Linked DNA regions of Homo sapiens: region 1 is linked to region 2. A link is an interaction called in ENCODE POLR2A ChIA-PET data of the cell type or tissue named here. Cell type or tissue: Panc1. All regions are shown on one strand. Links, peaks and the distances in the headings refer to the core of each region. The heading gives the core; the rest is flanking DNA.

The links. ChIA-PET counts read pairs that join two places held together with the same protein. Peaks named below come from ENCODE experiments on the same cell type or tissue, not always from the same donor. Only the 100,000 strongest peaks of a DNase experiment are listed, where the experiment ranks them.
Region 1: POLR2A ChIA-PET joins it to region 2 with 5 read pairs; 4 of 35 experiments call an interaction of 5 or more read pairs at or near these places.

Annotation. Positions count from the first base shown.
Region 1 is chr2:96,195,169-96,206,385 of GRCh38, forward strand. It overlaps STARD7 (StAR related lipid transfer domain containing 7), which reads right to left. Exons shown (of 8, transcript NM_020151.4): 2 at 173-381. Among named protein-coding and RNA genes, the nearest start is that of STARD7-AS1, 7.6 kb to the right of the region's middle. In Panc1, for the core only: no CTCF peak of the experiment used is centred there; no DNase peak of the experiment used is centred there.
Region 2 is chr2:96,406,753-96,419,407 of GRCh38, forward strand. No RefSeq gene overlaps it. Among named protein-coding and RNA genes, the nearest start is that of NCAPH, 77 kb to the left of the region's middle. In Panc1, for the core only: CTCF peaks have their summits at 6,649 and 7,752 (motif pointing left); no DNase peak of the experiment used is centred there; H3K4me3 peaks cover 1,009 bases; H3K27ac peaks cover 2,903 bases.

The DNA of each region.
Region 1 (11,217 bases), core at 1,483-5,482, 210 kb before region 2:
TAAGCAAAGACAACACTGAGACATTTGTCATCTGGGAGAAGAAAAACAATAAACAAAAAACTACGGCAAATTTTCTGAGAAACAACCAGAACAGTTTAGAGAAGTATGAAGAACAGAAATCCCATGCACCTGTGCAACTATGGAACCCAAAAGATAGCCACACTGGGCTCACCTCGGTACTGGTAAAGGTGGGTGCCTGTAATTGGGCGCCGCCACAGCTTAAAGTGTTTCTTATCCATCACCATTTCCCAACGTTGCTCTTTGCCCTCTGAATCTTCATTCCCTTCTGTTTGGGCTTTTGGTTCTGGAGGGTGGTGCTGGACTCCAGAGCTCTGAAACATATTTGACATTTCTTCCAACCGCTTCATCTCATTAATAGATCTGTAAAGGGGAAAAAGAGCCATGGTGAGGTGGTTAGTCAGCCCTGTGAAATGAAGTGTCCACACAAAGGTCTGTGCAAGAAGGTTATACAGTAAACCACAGTATGTAGTATATAAACAGGACACAGTATAGTCAATAAAAACTGAGTTCCTGAGTTTGAATCTTAGTCCAACACTCACTAACTAGATTATTATTTAACCAGTTCCTATTTCTAAATCTATAAAATGGAAATAATAATAGTACCTATCTCGAGGTTGGCTATAAAGATTACAAAGTGTCAAGTGCTGCAGGGCGTGGTGGCTCACGACTGTAATCTCAACACTGGGAGGCAGAAGAGGGTGGATCACGAGGTCAGGAGCTCAAAACCAGCCTGATCAACATGGTGAAACCCTGTCTCTACTACAAACACAAAAATTAACCGGGCATGGTGGCGCGCAACTGTAATCCCAGCTACTCAGGAGGCTGAGGCAGGAGAATGACTTGAACCTGGGAGGCAGAGGTTGCAGTAAGCCGAGATCACGCCACTGCACTCTAGCCTGGGCGACAGAGTGAGACTCTTGTCTCAAAAAAAAAAAAAAAACAAAAAACAAAAAACAACGAAAAAAAAGTAAGTGTCAAGTGCTTAATATCTATGGCCAGGCACAGAGGCTCACTCCTGTAGTCCCAGCACTTTGGGAGGCCAAGGCAGGAGGACTCCTTGAGGCCAGGTTCAAGACTAACCTGGGAAACACAGTGAGACCCTACCTCTAAGAAAAAATTTAAAAAATTAGCCAGGCATAGTGGCACATGCCTGTACTCCAAGCTATAGGCTGAGATGGGAACATCACTTGAGCCCAGGAGTTGGAGGCTGTAGTGAGCTACAATTCTGCCACTGTACTCCAGTCTGGGCAATACAGTAAGACTCTGTCTCTTTTTTTTGTTTGTTTTTTTGAAACAGAGTCTCACTCTGTCACCCAGGCTAGAATAGAGTGCCATGATCTGGGCTCACTGCAACTTCCGCCTCCTGGGTTCAAGTATTTCTCCTGCCTCAGCCTCCCCAGTAGCTGGGACTACAGGCACGCGCTATCATGCCCGGCTGATTTTTTGTATTTTTAGCAGAGACAGGGTTTCACCGTGTTACCCAGGACGGTCTCAATCTCCTGACCTCATGATCTGCCCGCCTCGGCCTCCCAAAGTTCTGGGATTACAGGCGTAAACCACCGTGCCCAGCTACACTGTCTCTTAAAAAATAAAATAGGCTAGGCGCAGTGGCTCACGCCTGTAATCCCAATACTTTGGGAGGCTGAGGCAGGCGATCACCTGAGGTCAGGAGTTTGAGACCAGCCTAACCAACGTGGAGAAACCCTGTCTCTACTAAAAATACAAAATTAGCTGGGCACGGTGGCACATACCTGTAATCCCAGCTACTCGGGAGACTGAGGCAAGAGAATCGCTTGAACACGGGAGGCGGAGGTTGCAGGGAGCCAAGATCGTGCCATTGCACTCTAGCCTGGGCAACAAGAGCGAAACTCCGTCTCAAAATAAAATAAAATAAAATAAAATAAAATAAAATAAAATAAAATAAAATAAAATAAAGCCAAGCACAACGGCTCACGCCTGTAATCCCAGACTTTGGGAGGCCGAGGTGGGCGGATCACCTGAGGTCAGGAGTTCGAGACCGGCCTGGGAAACATGGTGAAACTCCATCTCTACTAAAAATACAAAAATTAGCTGGGCATGGTGGTGGACGCCTGTAATCCCAGCTACTCGGGAGGCTGAGGCAGAAGAATCACTTGAACCCAGGAGGCTGAGGGTGCAGTGAGCCAAGATCGCACCATTGCACTCCAGCCTGGGCAACAGAGTGAGACTCCATCTCTAAAATAAATAAAAAATAAAATAAAATAAAGTGTTTGTTATCTGGCACGTAAGTAGCCCTCAAATGTTAACTATGAAGGTTTATGGTTTTAAAATGTCAATTGATATCTTTTGTCCGTTTTTTATTGGGTTGTCTTATTATAAGTATGTATGTATTTTTCCCCTTTGTTTTTAAATTGATAAATTCACATACCATAAGATTCATTCTTTTACAGTGTACAATTCTGTACTTGTTAGTATATTCACAAGGTTGTGCAACCATCACCCCTAATTCCAGAACATTTTTATCACCCCCAAAAGAAACCTCTATCTATCATTAGTCACTTCCCATTCCTGCCTCCTCCCAGTCCTAGGCAGCCACTAATCTACTTTCTGTCTCTATGGAGTTGCCAATTCTGGACATTTCAAGTAAATGGAATCATATGATATGTAGCTTTTGTGTTGAGCTTCTTTCACTTAGCATACTTTCAAGTTCAACCATGCTGTACTTTATTCCTTTTTATAGCTGAATAATATTCCATTGTATGGATAGATCGCATTTTGTTTATCCATTCATCAAATAAAATTTGTTTCCACTATTTTATTATAGTGCTATTATAATAGCACTATATTATATTACTGCTATTATAATACTGCTGGCCGGACGTAGTGACTCATGCCTATAATCCTAGCACTTCGGGAGGCCAAGGTGGGTGGATCACTCTGAGGTTGAGTTCGAGACCCAGCCTGGCCAACATGGCAAAACCCCATTTCTACTAAAAATACAAAAATTAGCCAGGTGTGATGGCAGGAGCCTGGAATCCCAACTACTTGGGAGGCTGAGACAGGAGAATTGCTTGAACCCAGGAGGTGGAGGTTGCAGTGAGCCAAGATTGCACCACTTCACTCCAGCCTGGGCGAAAAGACAAAACTGTCTCAAAAAAAAAAAAAAGAATACTGCTATGGACATTTGTGTACAAATCTTCATATAGACATGTTTTCAATTCTCTTGGGTAGATTCCTAGGAGCAGATTTGATGGATCATGGTAACTATGCTTAACTTTTTAAGCAACTGCCAAAATGTTTTCCAAACAATTACACTATTTTATATTCACATCAGCAATGTTTGAGGATTCTAACTGCTCCACATCCTTGGTTCCAATTGCCCCACTTGTTATTGTCCATCTTTGTTATTCCAGCCAACTTAGTGGGTGTGAAATGGTATCTCATTGCGTCTTGACTGGTATTTCCCTAACCTTTTCATGTGCTTATACTAGTCTTGATAGTATCCTTTCATGCATAAAAGTTTTTAATTTTGATGTTTATTTTTTCTTTGATTGCTTGTTTTTGGTGTTATAGCCAAGAAACCACTGCCTAATCCAAGGTCATAAGAACTTATGCCTATATTTTCTTCTAAGAGTTTTAGAATTTTAGCTTACATTAGGTCTTTACCCCATTTCAAGTTAATGTTTGTGTATGATAATGAGGTAGGAGTCTAAACTCATTCTTTTGCATCTGCTTCTCCAGGTGACCCAGTGTCATTTGTCGAAAAGCCTATTCCTTCCCCAGTGAACTATCCTGGCATCCTTGTTGAAAACTGACCAAAAATGTAAAGGTTTATTTCTAGACTCTCAATTTTATTCTAACAATCTAGATGTCTATCCTTATGCCAGTACCACAATGTCATTACTGTAGCTTTGTAATAAGTTTTGAAATTGGGAACAGTGAGTCCTCCAAACTTTGTTCTCTTTTTTCAAGACTGTTTTTGCTATTCTGAGTTCCTTTCATTTCCATATGACTATCAGAAGTGGCTTGCCAATTTCTGCAGAACTGCCTAGGATTTTGATAAAGACTACACTGAATTTGTAGATCACTTTAAGTGGTATTGCCATCTTAGCAATATTAAGTGTTCTAATCTAATCCATGAACACGGGATGTCTTTCACTTATGTCTTTTTAAATTTCTTCCAATGATGTTTTGTTGTTTTTAGTGTTACAGTTTTAGTTGTACACTTGTTAATTTATTCGTATGTATTTATTCCTTTTATGCTACTGTAAATGAAATTGTTAATTTTATTTTCAGATTCATTGTTAGTGTACATAAACATGACTTCCGTGTATTGATCTTGTATCCTGCAAACTTGATGAACTCATTTATCAGCTCTAATTGCTTTCTGTAGATTCCTTACTATTTTCTAAATATAAGATCATGTCAGCTGCAAATAGAGATAGTTTTATTTCTTCTTTCCAATCTAAATGACTTTCATTTCCTTATGTTGCCTGATTTCATTGGTTATGACCTCCAGTACAATGTTGAACAGAAATGGTGAGAGCAGAATCCTCATCTTGTTCCTGATCTTAGGAGAAAAGCACTAAGTCTTTTGCCATTAACTACACTGTTAGCTATGTTTTTTGTAGATGCCTTTTATCAGCTGCAAGAAATTTCCTTCTATTCCCAGTCTGCTGAGTGTTTTCTTTTTTAATCACAAAAGGAGGCTGGAATTTGTCAAATACTTTTTGTGTTTATTCAGATGATCACGCAGTTTTTGTCCTTTTTTCTATTAATATGGTGTAATAAATTGATTTTTGTATGAAGAACCGACCTTGCCGTTCCTTAAATAAATCCTACTTTTCATGGCATATAATCCATTTCATATATTGCTGAGTTCAGTTTGTTAGTATTTTGTTCAGGACTGCGAAAAGTTGTGTGGTTTTTTTTTGTTTGTTCTGAGCCCAGGCTAGAGTGCAGTGGCATAATCACAGCTCACTACAGCCTTAACTCCCCAAGCTCAGGTGATTCTCCCACTTCAGCTTCCCAAGTAGCTGGGACTACAGACAAGCACCACCACATGCAGCTAATTTGTTTTCTGTATTTTTAGTAGAGATGGGGTTGCACCATGTTGCCCAGGCTGGTGTTGAACTCCTGGCCTCAAGTGATCCACTAGCCTGGGCCTCCCAAAGTGCTGGGATTCCAGGCGGGACTCACCGGCTGCAAAAAGTTTTAAAACATGAAAAACACCACCATATATTGTACTATGTATCACTATGTATCATTCAGGGGTATATACATATGTATAAAAACATAGGGAATTATATACAACAAATTGGGATAATGGTGACATCTTGGGGAAAAATAAGAATACAACTGGAAAAAGGTACAGAGGAACCCTAAGTATACTTGTAATATCTTATTTCTTAACATAGCTGTACTTGCAACGCTCGTGTTATTATTTAAACCTTTTTTATATATCTGAAACATTTTATAATAATAATTTTTTAAAACTTGGCTTGTATTTTTCCCATAACCTCTTCTTTTTTGAGACAAAGTCTCACTATGTCGCCGAAACTGGCCTCAAATTCCTGGGCTTAAGAGATCCTTTCACTTCAGCCTCCCAAGTAGCTGGCACAATAGGCGTGTGCTACCATACCCAGCTTCTCCGTGCCCTCCACCTCACCCTACCCCCTGCAACATTTAAAGAAAGGTTACAGATAAGAAACAAAAATTGCTGGCTGGCTGTCTTATACACTCTATTGCAATTCAAGACTGAAGAAGACCCAAATTACTGCTACACTGTCTGAAATGCCTTTTCACCCTTCAAGCTTCAAAAAACCACAAAGGTAACTGCTAGGCAGAGTTAACCATACACACTGATTTTTATTCCTTTACACAGGCATATTACACTATAATTAATCTATCTTTATATCTGCTTTCCTTACTAAACTATAAATTCCTTAATAGCCCAGAATCAGTCTTTTTCATATTTGTAGTTCCAGCTCCTAGCATGTCCTGGTAAACATTACATGTCCTGGTAAACATTACATACATTACATGAATAAATTTAGTAAATCAAGAAATAATAAAATGAAAATAGGCCTCAGTAATCCAAATTTTTATTAAAAGATTGCATTAAGGCCTGGGGCAGTGGTTCACGCCTATAATCCTCAGCATTTTGGGAGGCTAAGGTGAGCAGATCACTTGAGCCCAGGACTTCAAGACCAGCCTGGGCAACATGCAAAACTCCACCTCTAAAAAAAAAAAAAAAAAATTACACAACAAATAGCTGGGCGTAGTGGCATGCAGCTGTAGTCCCAGCTACTGAGGAGGCAGAGGTGGGAGAATCACCTGAGCCCTGGAGGTCGGGACTGTAGCGAGCCAAAATCATGCCACTGCACTCCAGCCTGGCAACAGAGTAAGACTCTTAAAAAAAAAAAAAAATTGGCCAGGTGCAACGGCTCACACCTGTAATCCCAGCACTACAAAAAAAAATTAGCCAGGCATGGTGGCCTGCGCCTGTAATCCCAGCTACTCAGCAGGCTGAGGCACAAGAATCTGTTGAACCCAGGAGATGGAGGTTGCAGTGAGTTGAGATCGTGCCACTGCACTCCAGCCTGGGTGAGAGTGAAACTGTCTCAAAAATATATATATATTGCATTAATATATTGCTGCAAAAGCCAAAAATTCAAAGGTATAGTGTCAATCCAAGATTAAAAGTTTAGAGCAATTCAAAATAATGGTAAGTCTAAAGATTTGTGTTCTAGTCCTGGCTCTACAGCTGACCAGCTGTGTGATCTTATTTTATTTTACCTTTAAAGTGAGGACGTTATTTCTTGAAGTCCTATTAGTTCTAAAATTGAATTTGCTGAATTTTAAGCTTTGGACTTGGATGAAAATATTTATATAGGGGAATATTTGTCATTTTGACTGCCTGAAATCCCTTTCTATTTGGAAAGAACCCAAATAGGTGAATGCAGCCCCCCTCCCGCCCACAAGCAGTTAAAGCACAGCTCCTAATTTAAGTGAGGTTAGAGACTTCTAGAAGGGGCTTTGCATCTTGAAGATAACACAAAGGCACAGGATCTTGAGGGAGCTGGGAGTCCAGGAGTACAACCAATCTGGGGGAAAGAATGCCAGCAACACTGCTCTAAGTAGATTATTCCTGCTGCAGGTCTTGGTCAACCTGTACCCTGGCCTTGTCAATACTGAGTGACCTAATACCGTTTTGATTAATTCCTTTTTGGCTTAAATTAACCAAGACCAGTTTCTTTGTTACAACCAAGAACCCTGACCAGCTGCAAAACCATAGAGAAACAGAGAAGGAACCTTAGGATAGGCATTTAGATGTTGCAGAAGAAGAGCAAAAGCAAAACCATAGCTAGATTTGCTCAGAGAACAATCAGGCACCATAGGGCATCGATTACAGCATTTTTGAGGTCTATAAAGCATCCTTCAACAATAACTAAGCACAACTCTTGAGTGTCATTCTTTAAAAAAAATTTTTTTCTTCATTGCCCAAGCTGGCCTCAAATTCCTGGGCTCAAGTGATCCTCCAGCCTCCCAAGTACAGGCACATGCCACAACACCTGGCCCGAATTATCATTCTTGCCACATAATAAAGGGGAGCATGTTTCCACTGGTGGAATGTCGTACTAAAACATCAGAGGCTCATAAAATAATTACATAGTTAATAAAGTTTTAAGAAAATTATTAACTATAGGCAACATTTTTTCATGACCTTCTAAGAATCAAGGTGGTTCAGAGCATCTGACCCACTGCTTAATCAAGCTCTCCTATATAATTAAAGGTTACTAGGTGGCTTTGACTAAAATTATGAAAAGGGACGGAAATGTCTTGTGGAGACACAGTATGAATGATAGAGCAAGACTGCTTCACGAAAATGTAAATGATCAAGTTATTTTTTCCCAAGGTTTAGGAATCCCTGAAGGGTCTGAACTTCTAAATGCTAACATGACAAGACCCAATTAACATACAGGAGCACAAAGTCATTCACTAACATATATGTGGAGAAAAGGAAAACCTCTCATGACACATCTCTTTAGGCTGCTGTGCCCAATCTTGTTTGGATGGGATGGGTGGCTAAACCTTCACATCTTAAGAGACTTAAGAGAGGACAGAAGGACAAAAGAGATTATTCCCAAAATAGTAAAATCAGCAGATTAGAAAAAGGATCAAGAAAAGAGAGACCATGCCTTTCTTTCTCCAAAACGAAAATCATTTCAATATCTGAAAAAGGCTGGACCGAAAGCTATAGAAACTGAAAGCAAACAAACCATGAAAACAAAGTAAGTGAAACAACATTTGGTTCATCTAGGGGTCCTGCCCTCAGCATGGAGCTTGGTGTAAGGCTCCAAAATTACTTAAATGAAACCATCCCTACAATTAGGAATTTCAGTCAGACAACAGCCTCACTTCACATAATTCTCCTCCTCTTCAAATTCCAAGTTATTGTCAAAGTCAGGTTCTACTGATACGGGACACACCTAGAAATAAAAGACATAGGAGTCAGGCGCAGTGGCTTATGCCTGTAATCCCAGCACTTTGGGAGGCCAAGGCAGGCGGATCACTTGAGATCAGGAGTTGGAGATCAGCCTGGCCAACACAGTGAAACCTTCTCTTCTAAAAATAAACACACAAAATTAGGTGGGCGTGGTGGGGCATGCCTGTAGTCCCAGCTACTTGAGAGGCTGAGGCAGGAGAACTGCTTGAAACCAGGAGGTGGATGCTTCAGTAAGCCCAGATCACACCGCTGCACTCCAGCCTAGGCAACAGAACAAGACTCCATACCCCCCAAAAAAAGACATAGAGCCAGGCGCCTGGCTCTCAGCACTTTGGAAGGCCAAGGCGTGAGGACTGTTTGAGGTCAGGAGCAGGAGTTCGAGACCAGCCTGGCCAACATGGTGAATCCCCGTCTCCACTAAAAATACAAAAATTAAACAGGCGTGGTGGCACCCCCGCTGTAGACCCAGCCACTGGCAAGGCTGAGGCACGAGAATAGCTGGAACCAGGGAGGCGGAGGCTGCGGTGAGGTGAGATCACACCACTGCACTCCAGCCTGGGCGACAGAGTGAGATTATGTCTTAAGAAAAAAAAGAGTCTGGGCGTGATGTCTCATGCCTGTAATCCCAACTCTTTGGGAGGCCGAGACAGGCGGATCACGAGGTCAAGAGCTGGAGACCAGCCTGTCCAACATGGTGAAACCCCATCTCTACTAAGGATACAAAAAATTAGCCGGGTGTGGTGGCAAGCACCTGTAATCCAGCTACTCAGTGGAGGCTGAGGCAGGAGAATCGCTTGAACCTGGGAGGCGGAGGTTGCAGTGAGCCGAGATCATGCCAATGCACTCCAGCCTGGGCGACAGGGTGAGACTCTGTCCCGGAAGGGGGCGGGAGGGAAGGGGAGGACAGGACAGGACAGGACATCAATTAGCTCATTGCAGTTCTAGGGCAACTAGTTAATGGTAAAATAATGAAGACAACCTCAAAAAATTGAGATCTAATTTTATGTAGCTCTGAAGATCTAACAAGGGGTTTAAGGGTTTACCAGTAAGATACCCTGAAGTGACAATGGCCAAAAAAAAAAAAAAAAGTTCCTTTAAGGCAAAAGGACTTTATGCGGATCATTTATCTAGTCAATAACACACTGAAGTTTAACATATCCCGAATGCCCTGAAAGACAGAAAAGAGAAAATGGCCAATTTTCTTTATGCAACTTTAATGGCACTTATTTACTCAAATTTCTGGAGCAATGAACTGTAACTTTTAAAAAACTATGAGGAGGTTAATGGAACATTTTCCCCTAGCCTTTCATTTCTTAACATCCTTCCTCTCTTTGTTCCTGTAACTTTTCTTTTTAACTGTTCCAAAGCAATCAAAAACATGACTACTGTATTTTTCCATTAGATTTGCCCTGGAATCACAGAATGCCAGCTAGCACCAAAAACAGCAATCCCAAGATATTTTCGTTGTTTAATTTAAGACAACTGGGTACTAGAGCAAGTATTAAAAGATCTGATTTCTACATCTGGCCACAGCAGCCAGTCAAAATCACTTCTCAAATTTTCTTGCTGTTGCTTGATTAATAAGACGCTATTTGGTAAGATGTTCTTAAGCACAAAAGACGAGAAGACAAGTTATGCTTTGTCATTCTGAATAGGACTCAAATAACATAAGGAAAACACATGCCACTTTAAGGCACACATTCAAAAAGACACCCTGCACATTCCACCCGCTTAACCAAAACAGCTATGTTAGAATTAGTTTGTGCCAGGACAAGTTGGTACAGAATCAGCACAGATGAGCCAAAGGCTGTGATTTAGGGGCCATGTGACAATCATGCTCTTTTTCCATTAACAATGAAAGAAATGCACTTGAGACACACTCCAACTGTGCTCCATTATGGAAGCTACCCAAAAATCATCTCACTAGAACAAACGAAATCCAAGATGTTCTAAGCTAGCTATGACAACCTCAGCAGTGCCTACTTTCAAGCAAATAGAATACTTAAACACAAAGCAAATAAGTTAATCTGTACCCAGAATATTTTAATAAAATATAAACATGACAAGCTATCAAAACAAAGACCTAAGGAACCACTGTGCAACCAAGATGTAGTTGTTGAATAGCATATTTGCCTTCCTATCACATTAACAAATATTTTAAAAAGAAAAAAAATCCTCAAGATGAACAACATGATCAAATTTTAATTACATGAAAAACCAAATTCAAGCATGAACCAAACAATGAAATGTTAAATGAGGGCCTTTACTATAACAACCCTAAGAAGGGTCAAAGTGCAGCTTGAAAGTGTTCTGGAGTTCATCTGAACTCCTGAAATTCCAAAGCTGGTTAACTCAGAGCAGTCCCTCTTGAGGAGTTGGAGTAGAACCAAGAGTATTTCAATTGCCTCCAGGTTTCAGGGACAGTCTGACCAGAGGCTCAGTCATGAACTGGTCTGATCTCTCTGCCATGATAAATACTGACTAACTCAAATGCTTACTATGTTCATTTCCTATCTTTTTTCCCCACTAACTCCCCACTAACTCTGTTTAGCACTGCTAAACAGAGGCTCCAGGATCTATTAATATCATCCATAAAAATGCATAAAATAAGCCAAAGAGTGTCATCTACTACGTAAGCCCCAACACTATTCAACTCCCACCCCCAAACTCTCCTTTCCTCTCTTTTGTACCCAGTAGCCCTTTTCCTG
Region 2 (12,655 bases), core at 4,000-7,999:
TTCGCTCCTGTTTTTTTAAAGTTGTACATCAATATTTTATAATTGTATAAATTGTTGGAGTACAAAGCGATGTTATGATTTATGATTCTTTTTTTAGAGAGTGGGGGTCTTGCTCGGTTACCCAGGCTGGATTTCAGTGCCATAATCATAGCTCACTGCAGCCTCAAACTCCTGGCCTTAAGCGATCCTCTTGCCTCGCCTCTCAAGTAGGGGGGAGTATAGGCATGTGCCACCACATCTCTACACATTTTTTTGTAGAGATAGGGTCTTACTATATTGCCCAGGCTGGCCTCCAACTTCTGGCTTCAAGTGATCCTCCCGCTTCAGCCTCCCAGAGTGCTGGGATTACAGGCACGAGCCTCTGTGCCCATCCATGATTTATGATTCTTGATGGTACCAAATTGAGCTACTAAAGTAGCTGACCCGGAGTTGCCTTGCCTTGGGGCTGCCTGTGATGTGGGATGACAAAGCCTCCTTGTTTAGGTCATTGGAATTAGGTTTCCTGTTGCTCATGGCTGCAAACATCCTAACAGATATGTGAGGAGACCACCTCCAGCTCACCAAATACACCCCCTCTCCTTTCTTCTCAATAATCAGTGAAATTTGCTATTTCGTGCGCGCTGTGTTCCCTACCGCCGCTTGCTCCTGCTCAGGTGGGGTGAGCCTCCTCCCAGCCAATTACTGGAAATTTCTGCCAAGGGGCATCTTGGAGCCTCTCTCACCCCCGTTCTCACCAAATACAGGCACTTCCTCTGAGAGGACGGCAGAGGGCGCAGATTTAGCTTCTGTCCTGCGAATGAAGCACGCAGTACAAGGTTCCAAACTGCAAGTCAACAGCAAGCACGAAGCAGCCACACTGGAAATGGGGTGCCTCCATCGCCTGGGGCTGTGGGCTGCCATCCTCTGCCAAGCGGATGCTCTGCCACCAGCTCCACTGACATGGGCAAGCCACTTCCTGTCGCCCTGGCCCCCAGCTCCTCATGTGTAAACATGGGGGTTGAATGGGCCTCTTCCAACTAGCTGGGTTTCATCTGTTGGCTGAAAACAACGGTCCCAGTGTGCCAGCCAAAAGCAAGCCTTTCACGCCCAGACTCAGCCTCAGGGACTGCAGGGGCCAGCTCCCCCAGAGGGGCCCGGGGACAATGATGTCAAATCTGTGACATCAACACCCACACAGAAAGGATCCAGTCCTTTCAGCCTCTCAGACTCTCTCAAACTGTAACGAAATGGGTGGGGTTTTTTTTGTTTTGTTTTATTTTTGTTTGTTTGAGACAGAGTCTTGCTCCATTGTCCAGGCTGGAGTGCAATGGCGCGACCTCGGCTCACTGCAACCTCCGCCTTTCGGGTTCAAACGATTATCTTGCCTGAGCCTCCTGAGTAGCTGGGATTACAGGCTCCTGCAACCTTGACTGGCTAGTTTTTGTATGTTAGCCAGGCTGGTCTCAAACTCCTGACCTCAAGTGATCCTCCTGCCTCGGCCTCCCAAAGTGCTGGGATTACAGATGTGAGCCACTGTGCCTGGCCCGAAATGGTTATTTGAAAGGATACAAGGAGTGGCGTAATCACAGAACCAGACCAAACTGAGCCTACTCTGTTGATAAGAGAATGTCAAGTTACCTTGTAGGTATAACCAAGCCAAAACTGCGAGTCATGTAGTCCAGGCACAATAGAAAAAGCTTTGACCTCTAACAACACCGGAACCAATGATTTCTTCCTGCAGAGCCAACAGGACTGGGACATGACCAGAACCTGAACACTGGAACCCTTTCAAAAGGAAGGAGTCTATGGGCCTGGAAGATCTGGGGCTAAAATCTGCCTCAACATACCTTACCACAAATGGTTAAATTTGAAGCCCTCCAATCAGACCCTGCCAAGCCAACATTCCTAAATACTTTCCCTTGCCCTCTGACCCCTTAAAACGTGCCCCACACCCCAAATTGGAGAGAGAAGTTTGAGCTGTGCCTCCTGTCTCCTTGCTGGTCTGCCTCACAATGAAGCTTTTCTTTTCTCAAAGCTGGAGCAGCAGTGTTGGCTTCTGTGCAGTCAGGCAGCAAGCCCATTTGCTCGGTAATAGCTGGAGTGAGAGTACTGAGACAGTAGAGATAAGACTTGGCTTCAGCTCAGCCCCACTACAGCATTCCCACGGATCACAAAACCCACACCACTACCCCACGATGCCATAATGTTTAACCATGCCGCTTACTTAAAGAACTCTGGCCAGGCGCAGTGGCTCACATGTGTAATCCTAGCATTTTGAGAGGCGAGGCAGGCGGATCGCTTGAGTCTGTAAGTTTTAGACCTGCTTGGGCAACATGACAAAACCCCGTCTCTCCAAAAAAATACAAAAATTAGCTGAGCATAGTGACAAACACGTGTAGTCCCAGCTACTCAGGAGTCTGAGGTGGGAGGATCACTTGAGCCCAGGGAGGTCAAGTCTGCAGTGAGTCATGATGGTGCCATTGTACTCCAGCCTGGCAACACAGCAAGACCCTGTCTCAAAAAAAAGAAAAAAAAAAATTCCAGGAACTGGCCTGAGGAGATAACCAAGGTTGCACAGTGTCGCATCCCAGGAAGGAATTCTGAACAATTGATTTAAAGCTTTGTTGCTACCAGCCAGACCACCAGGTGGCCCATTATTATTAATGGGTCATGGTTATCCTGACCATGAAAACCATGGCAATCAAATATGCTGACCTGCACACCCTACCCCTTATGAGGTCTGCCCGGCTCAGCCTGCTCGCCCTACCCCTGATATTAGTTCCTATGCTTTGTCTAATAAAAAAATCTCCACCAGCTCTTTTTGGAGAGTCAGTCAGGAAATTCTCTCTCTCTCTCTCCCTCTCTCTCTCTCTGTCTCTCTCTCTTTCTGTCGCTCTCTCTGCCTTTCTCTCACTGTCTTTCTGTCTCTCTCTGTCTCTGTCCTTCTGTCTCTTTCTCTGTCTTTCTGTCTTTTTCTCTGTCTCTGTCTCTCTCTGTCTCTCACTCTCTGTCTCTCCGTCACTCTCTCTCTCTGTCTCTCTATCACTCTCTCTCTCTCTCTCTCTCTCTCTCTCCTCTCTAGTGCTGCCTCCCTTATGTCCAGGCATAAGCTCTAATGAAGCCTCGTCTGGGAAAACTCTTTTGGCCTCATGTCAATTTCTTTTACATCCAGAGCCAACAGCCTGTGGTGGGTAATCGTCCCTTCTCTAATTACTTGCCCAGCATCTACCAAGCAGGCCCTGTCAGCGGGAGTCCTGCCTGCACTCCTCCCGGGGCGGATGCTCTCCTCTTGGCTAGCCCAGACAGGTGCCCTTGGGGCTCCCCGCCAGGCAGGCACTGACCTCCCGCGGTCCAGCCACCTCCTGCTCTCAGGGATGCCCCAGCCGGATCTCAGCCCAGCAATCCCGGGTCTCCAGCCTGCCGCTCCACCCTGGGCTGCCTCCTGACTGTTAACACATGACATTGACAGGGACTGTCTCTGTTATGGGTTGAATGTTTGTGTTCCCCCAAAGGAAACGAGAATATTTCACCCCAAAATATACCTCTTTGGCTTATTTTGAGATGGCTATTCAGAGAGGCTGCAAACAGAAGAAGGACTTTGAAAAGCTGCCTTTCGTGAGGGAGAGTTGCACCTGGAGAGAAAATCTATGTTAGTGAAATCAATGCCCAGGCTTTCCCTGAGGACCCTGTAAGCAAGTGGGGTGCAGGGGTGAGGGGGTTGGGGGATCTCAAAGGATTATAGGAATTTAATCAACTTAAGCAATCAGCCTGTTTTGGGTTTTTTTGTTTTGTTTTGTTTTTTGTTTTTTTTGAGACAGAGTCTCGCTCTTTCACTCAGGCTGGAGTGCCAGGCTGGAGTGTGATCTCGGTTCACTGCGAACTCCACCTCCCTGGTTCAAGGATTTCTCCTGCCTCAGCCTCCCGAGTAGCTGGGACTACAGGCTCGTGCTACCACGCCCAGCTAATTTTTGTATTTTTAGTAGAGACAGGGTTTCACCATGTTGACCAGGCTGGTCTTGAACTCCTGACCTCAGGTGATCCACCCACCTTGGCCTCTCAAAGTGTTAGATTACAGGCTTGAACCCCCACGCCCAGCCTATCAGCCTGTTTTACAGCCTCCTGCCCTGCAGCCTGTTTCTTCCAAGCCCTGTTTAGAATGCAGTCACCCACTTGATTCAAACCAGCTCCCAACAGACCCTAGCAACTTACAGATGAACCCAAGTGACCTTTCTTGTTACCATGCTAAAGTCTCCACCCCAGGAAGGGCTGCAGCTCAGCTCCATCACCATCACATGCGACCTATGTGCTGGCATGAGGATCACTGCGTCTGCACCTCTGGGACCCCTCCTCCACATGCGAAGACACATCCTCTCCCCCTCCATCGCCCCATGAAACCCTCCTGTCACTTTCCCTCAGGGGACACTGCCTTGGAGAATACTCCCAGGGTTCTACCTACTTGGGCCAGGTAATAAAACTTTTATTGATCAAAACCTGCATCCTCATGGAGAGTCATTTGTTACTCACCAGGCAAACAAACCCGGTTTTGGGGGTAATGCCTCCCTTATCTGAATCTAGGAAAGATTAACTCAGGAAAATAAACACTGAAGTCTGACACTTTTAAAGGTCTCAGAGAGAATCTTTTACCAAAGGCCACCATCTATTCTTTCTGAGGGCAGCTCTGAGTTTACCTGGGATTTTTTTTTTTTTTTTTTTTTCTCTTTTTCGGGACAGGGTCTTGCTGTGTTGCTCAGGCTGGAGGGCAGTAGTGCAATGAGAGCTCACTGCAGCCTCAAACTCCCAGGCTCTATAGATCCTCCCACCTTAGCCTCCTGAGTAGCTGGGACTACAGGTGCACACCACCATGCCCAGCTAATTTTTAAAAATTATTTTCAGAGATGGTATCTCGCTATGTTGCTAGGGCTGGTCTCAAACTCCTGGGCTCAAGCGATTCTCCTGCCTCAGTCTCCCAAAGTGCTGGGATTACAGGCATTAGCCACAATGTCCGGCTGAGGGATATTTTCATCTGCACCACAAGACAGCCTTTGTTAGACACACTTTCCCATAACCTGTGTCCCTCTATAACCTCAGGATGATGTAAAAACTTCAGTGGCCTGGCCCCTTCTTTGAGTCTTATATTTTGTATGTGTCTCTTCTGTTCATATGCATGTCAATAAATTTGTACATTCACACCAAAAAAATTATATTCCTTTTTTTCCTGTTTTGTTTTTTTTTTTTTTTTTTTTTTTTTTTTCAGACGGAGTCTTGCTCTGTCACCCAGGCTGGAGTGCAGTGGCGCAATCTCGGCTCGGCTCACTGCAACCTCTGCCTCCCCGGTTCAAGTGATTCTCCTGCCTCAGCCTCCCTAGTAGCTAAGATTACACGCCCAGCTAATTTTTGTATTTATAGTAAAGATGGGGTTTCACCATGTTGGCCAGACTGGTCTTGAACTCCTGACCTCAAGTGATCCTCCCTCCTCGGCCTCCCAAAGTGCTGGGATTACAGGCGTGAGCCACTGAGCCCAACCGTTTTTTCCTATTGATCTGTCTTTTGTTACAGAGGTGTCCCAGCTAGGAACTTATGAGGGTTGAGAAAAGAAATTATACATTTTTTTCTCCCCTTCACCTCCAAATTCCTATGTTGATGCCCTCACCACCAATGTGACTACATTGGGAGATAGGGCCTATAAGGAAGCAATAAGGGTTAAACGAGGTGAGGTCGAGGGTGGGACCCTGTTCTGCAGGATTAGTGACCTTGTAAGAAGAGACACCACGGCTGGGCACGGTGGTTCACGTCTTTATTCCAACACTTTGGGAGGCCAAGGGAGGAGGATCGCTTGAGTTCAGGAGTTTAAGACAAGCCTGGGCACCATGCTGAAACTTCATCTCTACTAAAAAGTACAAAAATTAGCTGGGTGTGGTGGCATGCACCTGTAACCCCAGCTAGTCAAGAGTCTGAGGCACGAATATCGCTTGAACCTGGGAGGCAGAGGCTGCAGTGAGCTGAGATCGCACCACTGTGTCAGAGGCGTGTTAACCAGAGCAACTCCATCTTGACTAAGAGCTGGGTAAAATGAGGCAGAACCCTACTGGGCTGCATTCCCAGGCAGTTAAGGCATTCTAAGTCACAGGATGAGATAGGCGGTCAGCACAAGATACAGGTCATGAAGACCTTGCCGATAAAACAGTTTGCAGAAAAGAAGCTGGCTAAATCCTACCAAAACCAAGATAGCCACAAGAGTGACCTCTGGTCGTCCTCACTGCTACACTCCCGCCAGTGCCATGACAGTTTACAGATGCCATGGCAACATCAGGAAGTTACCCGATATGATCTAAAAAGGAGAGGCATGAATAATCCACCCCTTGTCTAGCATATCATCAAGAAATAACCATAAAAATGGGCAACCAGGAGCCCTTGGGGCTGCCCTGTCTATGGAGTAGCCATTCTTTTATTCCTTTACTTTCGTAGTAAACTTGCTTTCACTTTGCACTGAAGACTCGCCCTGAATTCTTTCTTGCACGAGATCCAAGAACCCTCTCTTGGGGTCTGGATCAGGACCCCTTTCCTGTAACAACTGCACTCAAGCCTGGGTGATGAAGCAAGACCCTGTCTCTAAATAAATAAATAAGAAGGAAAAAAGAATAAGCTCCTTTATTCCTTCTCGTGTTTCCGCTTTAACAGTGCCACTTAGAGGACAAGAGCCAGAGGCTTGGTTTGGATAGGGTGTGTAGTCGGTGAACAAACAAGAGACAGGCTCTGGCTGGAATGGGGTGGGTGATTGGTCCAAGCCCAACAATTTTTCCTTAACATATGATACTCACTGGCTCCAAGTGCTGGGTGCTGTACACCCAGCAGACACATGGGTCCAGAAGACAGAGTTACAGGGAGGTTTAGAGAAGCGAGGGACAGGTGAATGGGGCAATGTCCAGGGCTGGGGGCCAGGCAGGGCATTCCACTGCTGCAACTGTAGTCCTGTTGATTGTTCCCCTAGGATTGGCCAGAGAAGCCCAATCTTAGCATTATCTTCCTGTGGCCCCATAACAATTTGTATAGTGGTCATAACATGTGTATTAGATGGGAGACTAAGATATGCCATCCCAAAATATACTTCTTTGACATATTTCAAGATGGCTATTCAGAGAGCCTGCAGGCGCAGGGATAGCTCTGAAAAGCTGTCCTTTCGTAAAAGAAATTTGCATCTATAAAGGAAATCTACATTAATCAACAGCGGACGAAAGCAGAAGCTTTCTCTAAGGGCCCCTTACCTGTCTAGAGTCAGAGCTAGGAAGGATCATATCACAGAAAGAGACTAGGCACCTGCCCAGACAGAGACTGTCACAGGCTATCACTATTCTGCAGGCAGTTCGAGATTACCTGAGAATTTAGCTGCATAATAAGACTTTTTTTTTTTTTTTTTTTTTTGAGACAGGAGCTTGCTCTGTCACCCAGGCTGGAGTGCAGTGGCATGATCATAGCTCACTGCAGCCTTGAACTCCTGAACTCCTGGGTTCAGGCAATTGATCCTCCTACCTCAGCCACTTGAGTAGCTGGAACTAGCGGCATGCACCATCATGCCTGGCTAATTACAAAAGAATTTTAGAGATGGGGGTCTCACTGTGTTGCCCAGCCTGGTCTTGAACTCCTGGGCCCAAGCGATACTCCTGCCTTGGCCTCCCAAAATGTTGGGACTACAGGCCTGAGCCACTGCACCCATAAGACATTTTATTCACTGTGCATTGCTTCCCCAACCCTCTCATAGCTTGTCACCATCTTCACCATCTGCCACCATCTGGTGTCATAACTCACTGCAGCCAGAAGTTCAAAACCCTATTCCAATGCTATAAAAACTTCAGGGCAGGTGTGGTGGCTCATGCCTATAATCCCAACACTTTGGGAGGCTGAGGCAGGTGGATCACCTGAGGTCAGCAGTTCGAGGCCAGCCTGGCCAACATGGTGAAACACTATCTTTACTAAAAATACAAAAATTAGCTGGGCGTGGCGGCGGGTGCCTGTAATCCCAGCTACTTGGGAAGCTGAGACAGGAGAATTGCTTGAACCCGGGAGGTGGAGGTTGCAGTGAGCCGAGATCGCACCGTTGCACTCCAGCTGGGCAACAAGAGAGAAACTCCGTCTCAAACAAACAAACAAACTTCAATCTTCTGGCCTTTCTTTGAGTCCTATATTTTGTGAGATTCCCGTGTGTATGCATGTAATAAATTGGTATGCTTTTCCTCCCATTAACCTGTCTATTGTCAGGTGTTTTTATTTTTCTCAGAGACTCAAATATCAAATCTTCAGAGAGTAGAAGGAAAATTGTCTTCTCTCCAGTAGTTACTATTCTAGAGTCTGAGAAAATATCATCACCACAAATATACTCAGGGAAATAACACAAAAGGAAAGAATTCTTTTCACAAAGGAACTCTTTGTAAAGAGAAATTAGAATCAAGCTAGTGCCTGAATCTAGGAAAATGTGTTAATCTTCTCAGGCTGCCATAATAAATATCACAGATTGGGTGGCTTAAACAACAGAAATTTGGGTGGGTGCAGTGGCTCACGCCTGTAATCCCAGCACTTTGGGAGGCTGAGGAGGGTGGATCACCTGAGGTCAGGAGTTTGAGACCAGCCTGACCAATATGGTGAAACCCCGTCTCTACTAAAAATACAAAAATTAGCCAGGTATGGTGGCAGGTGGCTGTAGTCCCAGCTACTTGGGAGGCTGAGACAGGAGAATTGCTTGAACCCAGGAGGTGGAGGTTGCAGTAAGCTGAGATGGCGCCACTGCACCCCAGTCTGGGCGACAGAGCGAGACTGTCTCAAACAAACAAACAAACAAACAAAAACAGAAATTTATTTTCTCCAGAACCATCTTCCCAACTAGGCCTTGACTTTTAGGTCTCTGTGTTCATCTCTGCATTGTCCAATTTTAGCAAGAACCCTGCTAAGTTGGTTTAGCCAGAACCCCCTCCCTCATTATCTGATCACCCTTGATGTCAGATCAGGTTCCTCATCCTCACCAACCCCAAGGCGATGTCCCATCACGCTGGCCTGTGAGGTGGGTTTAGCCAGAAGCCCTCTGACCCCCGAGGCTTCCTCTTAGTAGTTTTCCAGCCACTGAACCCCATCCACCCTGGGAGGCTGTACATTTCCCTTTTCCTTGTTATGTTTGGAATTGGGCCCACTCTCTCATCCCTGCTGCAGAGGCCCATTGCAGTAGTGCCTACACCTATACCCTGAATAAAAGAAACAGGTCTTGAATAAAGTCTACCTTCCTGCCTTGAACAAGCACCATTTATTAATTTTTAACAATTAAGGTGCTGTGATTCAGATAGGATCAGTGTATTAGTCTGTTCTCACACTGCTATAAAGAACTGCCTAAGACTGGATAATTTATAAAGGAAAAAGGTTTAATTGATTCACGGTTCCACAGGGCTGGGGAGGTCTCAGGAAATTTACAATCATGGTGGAAGGGTAAGAAAACACATGTCCTTCTTCACATGACAGCAGCAAGGAGAAGTGCAGAGCAAAACTGGGGGAAAGCCCCTTTTAAAACCATCAGATTTCATGAGAACTCACTTACTATCATCAGAACAGCAGCATGGGAGTAACCACCCCCATGATTCAATTACCTCCCAACGGGTCCCTCCCATCACACCAGGGGATTACAGGAACTACAATTGAAGATGAGATTTGGGTGGGGACACAGCCAAACCGTATCAATCAGATTCATCATTGGACTCCCAGGCTTCTCATCCAGCATCCTAAGTGTGCATCACTGAAGCCTTTAGTCTTCACTCCTGATTGATTTGGGATCCATTGGTGAGTCAGACTCCTGAACCATTGCTCCAGTCAAATGACTGTCGAAGTTAGTGAGTACAGATTCCTTTTTTTTTTTTCTGTTTTTGTTTGTTTGTTTGTTTAATCTTTTTTTTTCTTCTTTAAGTTCTGGGATATACGTACTGAACATGCAGGTTTGTTACATAGGTATACATGTGCCATGGTGGTTTGCTGCACCTATCAACCCATCATCTAGATTTTAAGCCCCGCATGAATTAGGTATTTGTCCTAATGCTCTCCCTCCCCTTGCCCCCCACCCCACAACAGGCCCCGGTGAGTGATGTTCCCCTCCCTGTGTCCATGTGCTCTCATTGTTCAACTCCCACTTATGAGTGAGAACATGCAGTGTTTGGTTTTCTGTTGCTGTGTTAGTATGCTGAGGATGATGGTTTCCAGCTTCTTCCATGTCCCTGCAAAGGACATGAACTCATTCTTTTTTATGGCTGCAGAGTATTCCATGGTGCGTATGTGCCACATTTTCTTTATCCAGTCTATCTATCATTGATGGCCATTTGGGTTGGTTCCAAGTCTTTGCTATTGTAAACAGCGCTACAATAAACATACATGTGCATGTGTCTTTATAGTAGAATGATTTATTACCCTTTGGGTATATACCCAGTAAAGGGATTGCTGGGTCAAATGGTATTTCTGGTTCTAGATCCTTGAGGAATCACCACACTGTCTTCCACAATGGTTGAATTAATTTACACTCCTATCAACAGTGTAAAAGCATTCCTACTTCTCTGCATCCTCACCAGCATCTGTTGTTTCCAGACTTAATAATTGCCACTCTAACTGGTGTGAGAGGGTATCTCATTGTGGTTTTGATTTGCATTTCTCTAATGACCAGTGATGATGAGCTTTTTTCATATGTTTGTTGGCCACATGAATGTCTTCTTTTGAGAAGTGTCTGTTCATACACTTTGTCCACTTTTTGATGGGATTGTTTGTTTTTTTCTTGTAAATTTGTTTAAGTTCCTTATAGATTCTGGATATTAGACCTTTGTCAGATGGATAGATTGCAAAAATTTTCTCCCATTCTGTAGGTTGCCTGTTCACTCTGATGATAGTTTCTTTTGCTGAGCAGAAGCTCTTTTGTTTAATTAGGTCCCATTTGTCAATTTTGGCTTTTGTTGCAATTGGTTTTGGTGTTTTATTCACGAAGTCTTTGCCCATGACTATGTCCTGCATGTTATGGCCTAGGTTTTCTTCTAGGGTTTTTATGGTTTTAGGTTTTACGTTTAAGTTTTTAATCCATCTTGAGTTAATTTTTTGTACAAGGTGTAAGGAAGGAGTCTAGTTTCTGTTTTCTGCATATGGCTAGTCAGTTTTCCCAGCACCATTTATTAAATAGAGAATCCTTCCCTGATTGCTTGTTTTTGTCAGGTTTGTGGAAGATCAGGTGGTTGTAGATGTGTGGTGTTATTTCTGAGGCCTCTGTTCTGCTCCATTTGTCTATATATCTGTTTTGGTACCAGTGCCATGCTGTTTTGGTTACTGTAGCCTTGTAATATAGTTTGAGGTCAGGTAGCATGATGCCTCCAGCTTTGTTCTTCCTTTTTGCTTAGTATTGTCTTGGCTATACAGGCTCTTTTTTGGTTCCATATGCAATTTAAAGTAGTTTTTTCTAGTTCTGTGAAGAAAGTCAATGGTAGCTTGATGGGAATAGCATTGAATCTATCAATTACTTTGGGAAGTATAGCCACCTTTGACAATATTAATTCTTCCTATTCATGAGCATGGAATGTTTTTCCATTTGTTTGTGTATTCTCCTATTTCCTTGAGCAGTGATTTATAGTTCTCCTTGAAGAGGTCCTTCACGTCCCTTGTAAATTGTATTCCTAGGTATTTTATTTCCTTTGTAGCAGTTGTGAATGGGAGTTCACTCATGACTTGGCTCTCTGCTTGTCTATTACTGATGTATAGAAATGCTTGTGATTTTTACACACTGATTTTGTATTCTGAGACTTTGCTGAAGTTGTTTATCAGCTTAAGGAGCTTTTGAGCTAAGACAATGGGGTTTTCTAAATATACAATTATGTCATCTGCAAACAGAGACAATTTGACTTCCTGTCTTCCTATTTAAATACCCTTTACTTCTTTCTCTTGCCTGATTGCTCTGGCCAGAACTTCCAATACTATGTTGAATACAAGTGGTGGGAGAGGCATCCTTGTCTTGTGCCAGTTTTCAGAGGGAATGCTTCCAGCTTTTGCCCATTTAGTATGATATTGGCTATGGATTTGTCATAAATAGTTCTTTTTTTTGAGATATGTTCCAATAACACCTAGTTTATTGAGAATGTTTAGCATGTTGAATTTCATCAAAGGCCTTTTCTGCATCTATTGAGATAATCATGTGGTTTTTGTCATTGGTTCTGTTTATTTGATGGATTATGCTAATTGATTTTCATGTGTTGAACCAGCCTTGCATCCCAGGGATGAAGCAAACTTGATCATGGTGGATGTGCTTTTTGATGTGCTGCTGGATTCAGTTTGCCAGTATTTTGTTGAAAATTTTCGCATAGATGTTCATCAGGAATATTGGCCTGAAATTTTCTTTTTTTTGTTGTTTCTCTGCCAGGTTTTGGAATCAGGATGATGCTGACCTCCAAAAATGACTTAGGGAGGAGTCCCTTTTTTTCTGTTGTTTGGAGTAATTTCAGAGGGAATGGTACCAGCTTCCCTTTGTACCTCTGGTAGAATTTGGCTGTGAATCCGTCTGGTCCCAGGCTTTTTTTTGGTTGGTAAGCATTAATTACTGTCTCAATTTCAGAACTTCTTATTGGTCTGTTCAGGGATTCAACTTCTTCCTGGTTTAGTCTTAGAGGGTATATATGTCCAGGGA